Regions from separate parts of the Mus musculus genome. Here region 1 is linked to region 2. The links are chromatin contacts, found by Hi-C or POLR2A ChIA-PET in ENCODE. All regions are on one chromosome and are shown on one strand. Each heading gives the region's core, a stretch centred on a gene start or an enhancer-like site at or near the end of the contact. The rest is flanking DNA. Distances are from core to core; before and after follow the strand shown.

The links. Hi-C counts contacts between places; a loop is a spot of excess contacts on that map. ChIA-PET counts read pairs that join two places held with the same protein, here RNA polymerase II (POLR2A).
Region 1: POLR2A ChIA-PET joins it to region 2 with 39 read pairs in embryonic stem cell. The contact joins the enhancer-like site here to the promoter of Sod1 in region 2. A Hi-C loop is called at or near these places in 2 of 37 maps with a recorded cell type or tissue (both heart). POLR2A ChIA-PET finds 5 or more read pairs at or near these places in 4 of 5 experiments (Patski and embryonic stem cell).

The regions. Positions count from the first base shown.
Region 1 is chr16:90,186,112-90,191,396 of GRCm38, reverse strand. No RefSeq gene overlaps it. Among named protein-coding and RNA genes, the nearest start is that of Gm35714, 15 kb to the left of the region's middle. Within about 2 kb of position 3,761, at least 1 of the 3 ENCODE cell types and tissues checked has a DNase peak (open chromatin) inside an H3K27ac peak, as active enhancers do; it is heart, where a contact is called at or near this core.
Region 2 is chr16:90,217,505-90,223,086 of GRCm38, reverse strand. It overlaps Sod1 (superoxide dismutase 1, soluble), which reads right to left and starts at 2,325. Exons shown (of 5, transcript NM_011434.2): 1 at 2,158-2,325; 2 at 211-307. The coding sequence starts at 2,229.

The sequences.
Region 1 (5,285 bases), core at 2,512-5,011, 33 kb after region 2:
TAAACAATTAAAGTTAAGTTTTTTAGACAGGGTTTCTCTGTATAGCCCTGGCTGTCCTGGTACTCACTCTGTAGTCCAGGCTGGCCTCGAACTCAGAAATCCGCCTGCCTCTACCTCCCAAATGCTGGGATTAAAGGTGTGAGCCACCACTGTCCAGCAATTTTTTTTTTTAAAAAAAGCATGTGTTGTGTTTATAACATAAAATTAGCTCCTGTTATGATCTAGTGAAGAGGTCTTTTAATGCAAAAGCAAGCTATGTAACAGCACACCACAGTCTGTGGCACACTGTCTAGTTACATTTCTCCATAGCCTTTACCATTGTTCTTCTGTTCAGCGTACACCTAATCTAGTGCCTGTGTATTGAGAAGAGGTCAGAAAGAGAGAAAGGGAGGCTGGGACAGAGTGGAAAGAAACGGATTTATTCAAGCCCAGTGCTTTGTCACATACAGACTCTTGATTCAAATGTGTGCGCACGCGTGCACATTCGTGTTTGTATGTCTTTCGTGTCTGCTAATCATCTCGGGTCTGCTCTATTTCCCCTGAAATGACTTCTAAGTCCCTCTCTGTGGACAGTAGCTGCTGCTTTAGAACTGGAAGCAAAAGTGAGGACCGGAAACCAGGTACCCAGGGAAGATGCTAAGCCTACAGAACAGCGGCAGGAGATGTGGCTGGCAGTCCCCTCAGCAGCTCCAGCCCCAGTCTGAGAGAGCTGGAGTGTGAGGTGTGAGAGCCTCTTTAGAGGCTGCAGGAGTAAGCCAGCCTTCCTGGAGAGGGTGCTTCTGGGGTCACACTCCATGGAGTCATCTGATCCGAGGAGGCTGCTGGGAACCCACACTCTAACCTAACTGGGTCCTTTTTAAAACCCATACATACATACATACACACACACACACACACACATACATACATACATACATAACACACACACATACATACATACATACATACACACACACACATACATACATACACACACACATACATACATACATACACACACACACACATACATACATACATACATACACACACATACACATACATACATACATAATCACATAAAGAAGGGAATGAATGAATGTGTGGAAGTCTGCACAGCTCTCAATCACAGTGAGTGTGGGAAGACTGGACATGAGGCGTTTACTGATCCTATGAGGGAATCCGCCTGGCCACATTTCCTAGACTACAAGCACTCTGGGTAGCTTGAAGCCAGGACCTCTCACTCAGTCCAGCTCATCCTACGTTGCCCCTGTCCTGGTTGAATGCATCCTCTTAGCTGATTTCCTCCGCAGACTCACCTTGAAGCCTGTGTTCCCCATGCGCCTGGCAGATGGAGACAGGAACAGAATGCCTGCAAGGAACTCGGGTTCTTTCCAGACCCACTCTTAAATTTCTTCATTTGCCCATGCTTGCAATATTAACAATTAGTCAAAGACAGAGGAATTAGAGCACACGTCTGTGGCCCTTCCTAATCTTTGCCCATGGGCAGAACTGTCCTTGCGTGATCACAATTCTGGTTGGTCTACAGGATAAAGTGTCCAAGCAAGATGGTGAAGGTGGCATCAGATTGAATTCTGCAAAGAAGTCATAAAGCTGGTCAAGGCTAATGGATGCAGGCCTCCAGAAACCATGGCAGCCAGGGGAGGAAGGGGTGTGACCTGCCTGCTGGAACCAGGAGAAAGACTCAGACCCTGCCACTGGAAAGAAACACTGACCTCTCTCCTGCCTCCTCGGGTTTCTTCTCACTGCCTCTCACTAGGCAAACCCAGAGAAGCCCAAGGGAAAGGACTCAGAAAACACTCATGGAGGTCAGCCCTTATGGAACAAAGCACGGTGACAGAAAGGTAAGGAGAGGCATGCGGAAAAGCTACCAGTGATGGACAGTAGCCCTCCCAGTGATGGACAGTGATCCTCCCAGTGATGGACAGTGATCCTCCCAGTAATGGACAGTGATCCTCCCAGTGATGGACAGTGGTCCTCCCAGTGATGGACAATGATCCTCCCAGTGATGGGCAGTGATCCCCCAGTGATGGACAGTGATCCTCCCAGTAATGGATAGTGATCCTCCCAGTGATGGACAGTGGTCCTCCCAGTGATGGACAGTGATCCTCCCAGTGATGGGCAGTGATCCCCCAGTGATGGACAGTGATCCTCCCAGTAATGGACAGTGATCCTCCCAGTGATGGACAGTGGTCCTCCCACTGATGGACAATGATCCTCCCAGTGATGGGCAGTGATCCCCCAGTGATGGACAGTGATCCTCCCAGTAATGGATAGTGATCCTCCCAGTGATGGACAGTGGTCCTCCCAGTGATGGACAATGATCCTCCCAGTGATGGGCAGTGATTCCCCCAGTGATGGACAGTGATCCTCCCAGTAATGGATAGTGATCCTCCCAGTGATGGACAGTGGTCCTCCCAGTGATGGGCAGTGATCCCCCAGTGATGGACAGTGATCCTCCCAGTGATGGACAGTGATCTTCCCAGTGATGGGCAGTGATCCCCCAGTGATGGACAGTGATCCTCCCAGTAATGGACAGTGATCCTCTCAGTGATGGACAGTGGCCCTCCCAATAATGGATAGTGGCCCTCCCAGTGATGGACAGTAGTCCTCCCAGTGATGGACAGTAGTCCTCCCAGTGATGGACAGTAGTCGTCTCCACATCCAAGCTTTAACTTTCTGGTTTTCAATTACTCCAGTCATCTGAAGCTTGAAAATATTAATTGGAAATTCCTAAAAGATAACCTCATATCTTATTTTTCTTATAACATAATTTTTGTTGCAGTGTATTGTGACAATTATTTTATTTTTGGATCTTGTTAATCTCTTACTGTGCCTAGTTTACATGTAAAACTATCACGTATGTTTATATATAGAAAAAAAAGTCTCTTAGGATGTATACCTTATTAATGGGAGCTAGCTGAGTTTGTTGTTGTTGTTTTGTTTTGTTTTCAAGACAGGGTTTCTCTGTATAGCCTTGGCTGTCCTGGAACTCCCTCTGTAGACCAGGCTGGCCTCGAACTCAGAAATCCACCTGCCTCTGCTTCCCAAGTGCTGGGATTAAAGGCATGCGCCACCACTGCCCGGCCAGGAGCTAGCTGTTTTGATTTGTATTTCACATGCTTTACAGAAGACCAAGTTCCTGAGAATAGATGTCTTTGGAAGCCTTGCTAACAAGTTCAAGTAGGTTATCATCCGCGTTTGCTAACCTGGAAACAACTGTGTGAGAGGGGCTGGAGCGTTCAATTCCCAGCAACCGCAAGGTGGCTCACAACCATCTGTAATGGGCATCCGATGCTGTCTTCTGGTGTCTGAAAACAGTGACAGTGTACCCGCATACATTAAATAAATAGACAAAAAAATAAATAAATAAATAAATCTTTAAAAAAAAAAAACCACGTGAGAAGCAAATGACCCTGACATATTAGATACTGTTCCCTTGCTAGGATAAAGCACCATGACCCACCAGAAGCAGTTTATAGAGGAAGGAGCTTATTTTGGATTGTGGTTCGGGTGTGTGTGTGTGAGTGTGAGTCCATCACGGCATCGAGGTGCAGCAGCCAATAGTAGGCATGGAAGCGCGAGCAGAAGCTCAGAGTTCTTATCCCTGGTGGCAAACAGAATTAAAGGGAGCAGATCGGAAGTGGGTGGGTCTGTGTATTCTCCAGGCTAAGCAAGGCCACACTTGACCTACCAAACAGCGCCATCAACTGAGCCTGTTGGGAAATTCCCACCCATGTCACCACGATCCATAAGAGCAGTAGAGCAGGAGCGAGGCCACTCGTTTTATGAGGCTGCAAGGCCCCGAGGCGGGTGGACACAGACTGAGTGGAGCGAACAGTCTGTGAACTCTGACCCCGTGACCCTTCCTCCATTTCCTCTTACCATAATCAGGAGGACACAGCCTGCCTACACGCCATCTAAGTCCCAGTCTTCCTTCCCTTTCTCTCTCTCTCTTATTTGTAATAATCAATCAATGTCTTATTACATCTCTATGTCTTACATCCTTTTTATTTTAATGCTTAGAGGCATGGCCTTGCTGGGCAAGCTCGGCTGTTAGTAATTTTCTTCTCAAAACCTATAGTTTGGGAGCAAAGCTTAGCAAAGTGTGTGGGGTGGCAAGCTAAGCTAGCAGACATTAGGAGGGTAACACTTTCTGTTCATTTAGGCACCATTGAAAAGGACCCTTCAGATTTTATGTCATATACTTAGCAAGTATAATGTTCACACACTAGTGTCCTTAAAGGGATGACGTGTGGGTTCAGGAGAGAGAAACTGAGTGACGATCTCTCTCTCTCTCTCTCTCTCTCTCTCTCTCTCTCTCTCTCTCTCTCTCTCTGACACACACAGACATTCATGCATACAATGAACAGGGGTGACTCCCATCCTCAGAGTGTGATCAAGATGAGAGGATATGAGGATCAGCAAAGGACTGTGGGAAATGACAGGAATCCGGCAGCTCCTCAGGAGTGCCTCTGAGTACCTTGGGGCACAGTGTCCCCCTTGCCAGATGGATGGTGGATCCCCAGGAGCTGAGAACAGCTTCATGGGCAGGGGACAGAGTCAACTGAGCAAGCACCTCCCTTCTGTTTGAAAGGTTGTCCCTGGTGTCTGCAGACCTGGTGATCAGCTCTGTTTTAAATCAGAGAACAGGGAGGCTATGAACAGTGAAGTAATTTGGCAAAGCCACCCAGTTGGTGAATGCACTGGCATTAGAACTTCAGGAATACACTTGTATATACTCACCTTCTTCAACCACTGCCTTATGAAAGCAGGTTTTATTGGGTTTTCCCAGGATTATAGACCAAATATGATAATACAGATTTGACATAAGAAATCACATCTTCTTATTGACAGGTACCCAGAATGCTCAGATAAACTGCCAAGCATAAAAGTGCTGAGAAAAGATGAGCTATCCAAAATACCAGAAAAGCTAGCTCCTGATCATCAAAGGTCCCAGAACGATGGCTTAAGTGGCCAGCAGGTGGCAGCAAGGTTTCACTGTTGTCTTGAGCCCAGACTCGCTGATCGGTCCTTCAGAATCCACTAAGACACAATGGAGACAGTCACTCCTCCCCTCCACTCCAGCCTTCCTAGGGTTGGATCTTAAAGATGAGTAGCCTGGATCTCTGCCTCTAAATGTGTGCTTTCCGCGAACCTTGAATCTCTAACAACAAAACATTGCTGGGTGTGATGGCGCACACCTTTGATCCCAGGACTCAAGGAGGCAGAGGCAGGTCTATCTCTGAGTTCAAGGCCAGCCTGGTCTACATAGTTTCATTTCA
Region 2 (5,582 bases), core at 1,076-3,575:
ACCTTCTTTACCTTCCCACACTTAAGGAAGCAAGCAATACTTGATACTAAATAAAATACTTTTGTGGCTACTTTCCAAGGTTGACCTAAGTGGTCATTTTAACTTTATCTAAAAGAAAAAGAAAACAAACGAGATAGTTTTAAATGGTTAGTAATTGGGTCCTGACTCAGTTCCTTTCCATCACTGGTCACTAGCCAGCCTAGGACCTACCTTGTGTATTGTCCCCATACTGATGGACGTGGAACCCATGCTGGCCTTCAGTTAATCCTGTAATTTGTCCTGACAACACAACTGGTTCACCGCTTGCCTTGATTTAAAAAAATACAAAAATGAAGACATCAAGTTTGAGTGTAAATACTCCTGCACCAGGGCTGTTGCTGGGTTACACCCTAACCAAGCACAGTAAAAAGCTCAAGTCAAAACACACAACAGTGAAAATCAAACCTATGTTCAGATCCAAGTAGACCCACTTCCTACAGGGTGGCTCTGGAGACGCTCAGCTCTAGGCCTCTCTCTCCCTGTCACACTTCTCCTAACACTTGCTGCCAGATGCCATGTGTGCAGGCACCTGGACTGAACAGCATTTAGAAAGCACCAGGTGGAACAAACAGGGGCTACTGAATGCCAGGCCTGGGGAAGAGATGGCTACTGCACTGTCAGACTTGACTCTTACAGAACACTGGCTGCCGAGAACCCTGTTCTCCACATTCAGTGATTTTATCAGTTCCCCTATTTTTATTTAGTGGTCAGAAAATGCCTTTGTCCTACTGCCTGTGGAGATCCATTTGGGTCTAACCAGAGCTACCTTAAAAAAAAAATCTCATTAGCTATCCAAATCTAGAAAATTTGCCACTTAACAAAAAAGAAAAGAACACCCAAAATTCAAATTAGTACTGCTCCAGAAAGTGTAGCAATAGGGAGAAAATGTAAGAGCAACCGACCAACAAGCAAGGACAATCATTTTTTAGGTTTTTTTTTTTTTAAATGTCCAACTTTTGCAACAGAATAAGGGAATATGAACTTTGGGTAGAAAAATCTGATTCTGAAAAGTTGGCAACAGGTTAAATCAACCAGCTTTGATTACAACTGCCAATCTGGAATGCTTAACTATCGTTTCATTGGGTACAAAGGGCACCAGCGATGTGTAGTTTGCAGCGTCACAAAAATAGTGCGAGCTGCTCTGGCATGGCATGGTGGAAGATGACAGAAACCCACACACAGGGGTAAGACCCAGCCGAACTTCGTCTTTCTCACAGTGAATTACGTGGGGAGGAGAAAAAGACAAAAACAAAAAACTTCCACAGGAAAACAACAAAACGCATTTCAATGCCAAGAAACTGCTGGAAACGAGGCTAGTTACGAAAAACTCTAAATTGCCGTTATCAGTTCTCGTCGTAAACCAAACACTTGGGATTCACTATGGTGTCTGCCTTCTCACACGTATGTCCACCACTTCAGAGAGCACATAACGCTCATTTATCAAATATTCTCTCGGGATTAAGGTGAATACAACAACGGTAACCTCCCTAAGGCTCTGGACACAACCTTACCACACACATCTTCCCTGTGACGCATGTGTTTTTGCAGGGTCACAGTATTTTCGAAAATATCTCTATGTACTTTTCCAAAATGTGCTCAGAAACTCGCTGTGGTAGAAAAAACCCACAGCCGGGTCTCTCTCTGGAGTGCAAAGCAAGGGACGGCTGTCCAAGGCCATCTCTTTCTTTCCGCCTTGCGACACGACCCTGACCTAGTACAGAACAGCCCAGGACTTTGCTTTAAAGTGCCGCAAACGCGTCCTGCGGCCTTAGTCCGGTCTGGCACCACCGGGTTCAAATATTCTTACAACAATCGCAGCCGGTGGCCACGGGGCTCTGAGCCTGTGGGACACGGACACCGGAAAAGCAGCAGCCCCAGAAGGATAACGGATGCCAAGCCGGCTCTCCCGGGCAGGCCCAGCCGCTCCGGGGCGCGGGGAGGCCCCCGCCCGCCCGGAAGGCCCCGCGGCGCCCCGGGCCTCGCTTCCCGGCGCCCAGCCCCTGCCCCAGGCCACGGTGACTCAGCACTTAGCGGGCTCAGGCCGTGGCGGGGGCGTGGCGTGCTCCCGCACAGGTGCGCCGCGTCACCGCGGCCTGCGCCCCGCGCCCCGGGCCTTGCCTTCTGCTCGAAGTGGATGGTTCCCTGCACCGGACCGTCGCCCTTCAGCACGCACACCGCTTTCATCGCCATGCTTCCCCGGGAGACGCGCGGCGGCCTCCTCCGGAGGGACCAGAGAGAGCAAGACGAGAAGCCGACGGACGGAAGGCGCCGCAGGAAAGGACCGCGCAAAAAAACGAGGCCCTGGCGCCACGGAGCTTTTATAGGCCTGAGTCTGACCACGCCCACCTTGGCACGGAACCAATCGCTACCCGCGGCCTCCGCCCGCCCTTCGTGGAGCTCCCTGGCCGCGGGGCACGCTGGGGGCGGGGCGGAGGGTAGCTCCGGCTCCTGGAGCGTGCGGACTGAGAAAGTTCCCGAGGAGCCTGAGCGGGGAAAGTCGCTATTGTCTTCTAACTGTGACGTCGGCCGAGTCGCCGCGGAAACCGAGAACACGAGGCCCGCGTGCGCGCCTGGAAGGTCTGAACCCACTGTGTCTGGAAATGCGGATTGTCACTGACTTTGCACAGCGCGCCTCGGTTGCAGTGTGAAAGTTGAGATGCGCCAAGATGGATGCCCAGTGTCATTTCCAGCTTTATTTTCTCATGATGTCTAAAATGTGTAAAGCCCATGTTCTATCTCTAGACACACCCCCGTTTCTTACTTATTTTTTACTTCTTTTATTTTTGTTACTAGAGCTGGAGATTAGACAGTCCCCACCCCCCACCCCGCCCCCTGCATGACAGACAAGTGCTCTGCCAGTTAAGACACACACACACACACACACACACACACACACACGCAAAACACAAGAAAATCAAGAGGAAGGAAGACCAACGTGTGGATACTTCATTCCTCCTTAAAATAACGAACAAAATACCCATGGACGGAGTTACAGAGACACAGTTTGGAGCTGAGACAAAAGGATGGACCATCCAGAGACTGCCCCACCTGGAGATCCGTGCCATAATCAGCCACCAAATGCAGACACTATTGCGTATGCCAGCAAGATTTTGCTGAAAGGACCCTGATATAGCTGTCTCGTGTAAGGCTTTGCCAGTGCCTGGCAAATACAGAAGTGGATGTTCACAGTCATCTATTGGATGGAACACAGGGCCCCTAATGGAGGAGCTAGAGAAAGTACCCAAGGAGCTGAAGGGGTCTACAACCCTATAGGTGGAACAACAATATGAACTACCCAGTACCTCCGGAGCTCGTGTTTCTAGCTGCATATGTAGCAGAAGATGGCCAACTCGACAATCACTGGGAGGAGAGGCCCTTGGTCTTGCAAATTTATATGCCTCAGTACAGTGGAATGCCAGGGCCAAGAAGTGGGAGTGGGTGGGGAGGGGAGCAGGGGGGCGTGGTATAGGGGACTCCCCAGATAGCATTTGAAATGTAAATGAAGAAAATAATAAAAATTTGAAAAAAAAAAAGACACACATACCTTTTTAAAAATATCACACTGTGTACCTTTGGCTCTCATGGAACTCATTGTGTAGAACAGACAGGCTGACCTTGAACTCACAGAGATCTCCCTGGCCTCTGCCTCTCAGTTGCTGGGGTTAGAGGGGTTCTTTTTTAATTTTTGAGATAGGGACTAAACTTGAATTTAAGATCCTCCTGCCTCAGCATCCCTAGTAACTAGGATTGCTTGTCTGCCCCACCATTCCCAGCTGGTGTTACTTGCTGAGTAAAAATCTGTATTCTCTTCCCTGTGTGAAGTGGTTCTCGGACACGCCGTGCATTCCACTGGCTCTAAGCCACACACTGGAGAACAGGATGCCTGATAAAGTCCTATGTGATACCTCCATGCAATGGGTGAGAAATAGTGTTTCAAGGAAAATATTTGTTAAAATGGTATGGAATGAGCAAAGGTTACAAACTACAAAGAGGGGGCTCAGCATGTATTTACATGAGTTCTCAGAAATGTCTAGAAAGATATATGGGGGGTCCCTAGAGACAAGAAAGGGTATCAATAAGAGGAAGGGAATTCTTTTTTTTTTTAGGATTTATTTTTTATTTATATGAGTACACTACAGCTGTCTTCAGACACACACTAGAAGAGTGCATTATTTCCCATTACAGATGGTTGCTGGGACTTGAACTCAGGACCTCTGGCAGAGCAGTCAGTGCTCTTAACCACTGAGCCATCCTTATAGCCAGAGAAAGGGATTTTTTTTTTTTTTTCGAGACAGGGTTTCTCTGTGTAGCCCTGACTGTCCTGGAACTCACTCTGTAGACCAGGCTGGCCTCAAACTTAGAAATCTGCCTGTCTCTACCTCCCAAGTGCTGGGATTAAAGGTATGTACCACCACTGCCCGGCTGAGAAGGGAAATTCTTAACTAAAAAGAACATGGTGTCTTCTTAAGGTTGAAATCTCTGTGGTCTCCCAAGAGCTCATGCATACATCCTCATGTTCTGCTACACTCAGGAGGCAGGGCTTAGAATATTGAAACCTAACTCCAGGCCGGAGAAACAAGAGGAGAAGCTGATTTGGCCCCTAGGGATGGGGTACGCTTATTTATGTAGGTCCCTGGTCTCTGCTCTAGGACTATTCCTGCGGAGTCTTTTTTCTGTTTACCACAAATAGAAAGAGTCCCTAGCAAACCGAAGAAACAGTAATTCTGCCCAAATCCAGTGTGGTGAACAAACCAGTTTATTTGGGTTACTTACAGGAGCATGGGTGGACCCAGACACTACACAGCAGAAGAGCCTCTCAGCAACTGCCAGCCACGTGTATAGCTTCAGAGAGGGTGGGGCCTCACGAGCTGTCCCCTCCTACCACAGGTAAATGTTAGTTGCTGTGAGGGCCTGGGAGTAGAAGTCACAGCTACTACTCTAAAGGCAGCTGAAGGAAACAGGCACACAGCTAGCCCTGCTGATTCATCTTCTGTGAGAGATACACAGTTCACATTTTCTCCTGAGGCACTCCAGGCATGCCTCAGTCATCCTTCAGATACACACCCTGCCCCTTAATGGTCACGCTTAAAACTATACTAAACCACCAGGCAGGGGTGGCGCACGCCTTTAATCTCAGCACTTGGGAGGTAGAGGCAGGCAGATTTCTGAGTTCCAGGCTGGCCTGGTCTACAGAGTGAGTTCCAGGACAGTCAGGGCTACACAGAGAAACCCTGTCTCAGAAAAACAAAACAAAACCAAAAACAAAAAAAAACTATACTAAACCATTGTAAGGTAAAAGGATTATTTTACATATATATATTCTGTGACTATGATGCTATTCTCACTAGTATTCTCCAGATAACTTGCATGTATACTGAAGAGTTACATAAGCACAAATCCCAGCCAAAGGGCCTTTGTCCAAAGCCAGACTTTCTTTGGGTTCCAGGAAGTTAGGGTTGGATTTCAGTTCATTGTCAACCCGCCGAGAAAGCAGGCCATGGGTACAAAGGGCCTTCCTCAAACAATGATTACCACTCTTGAAA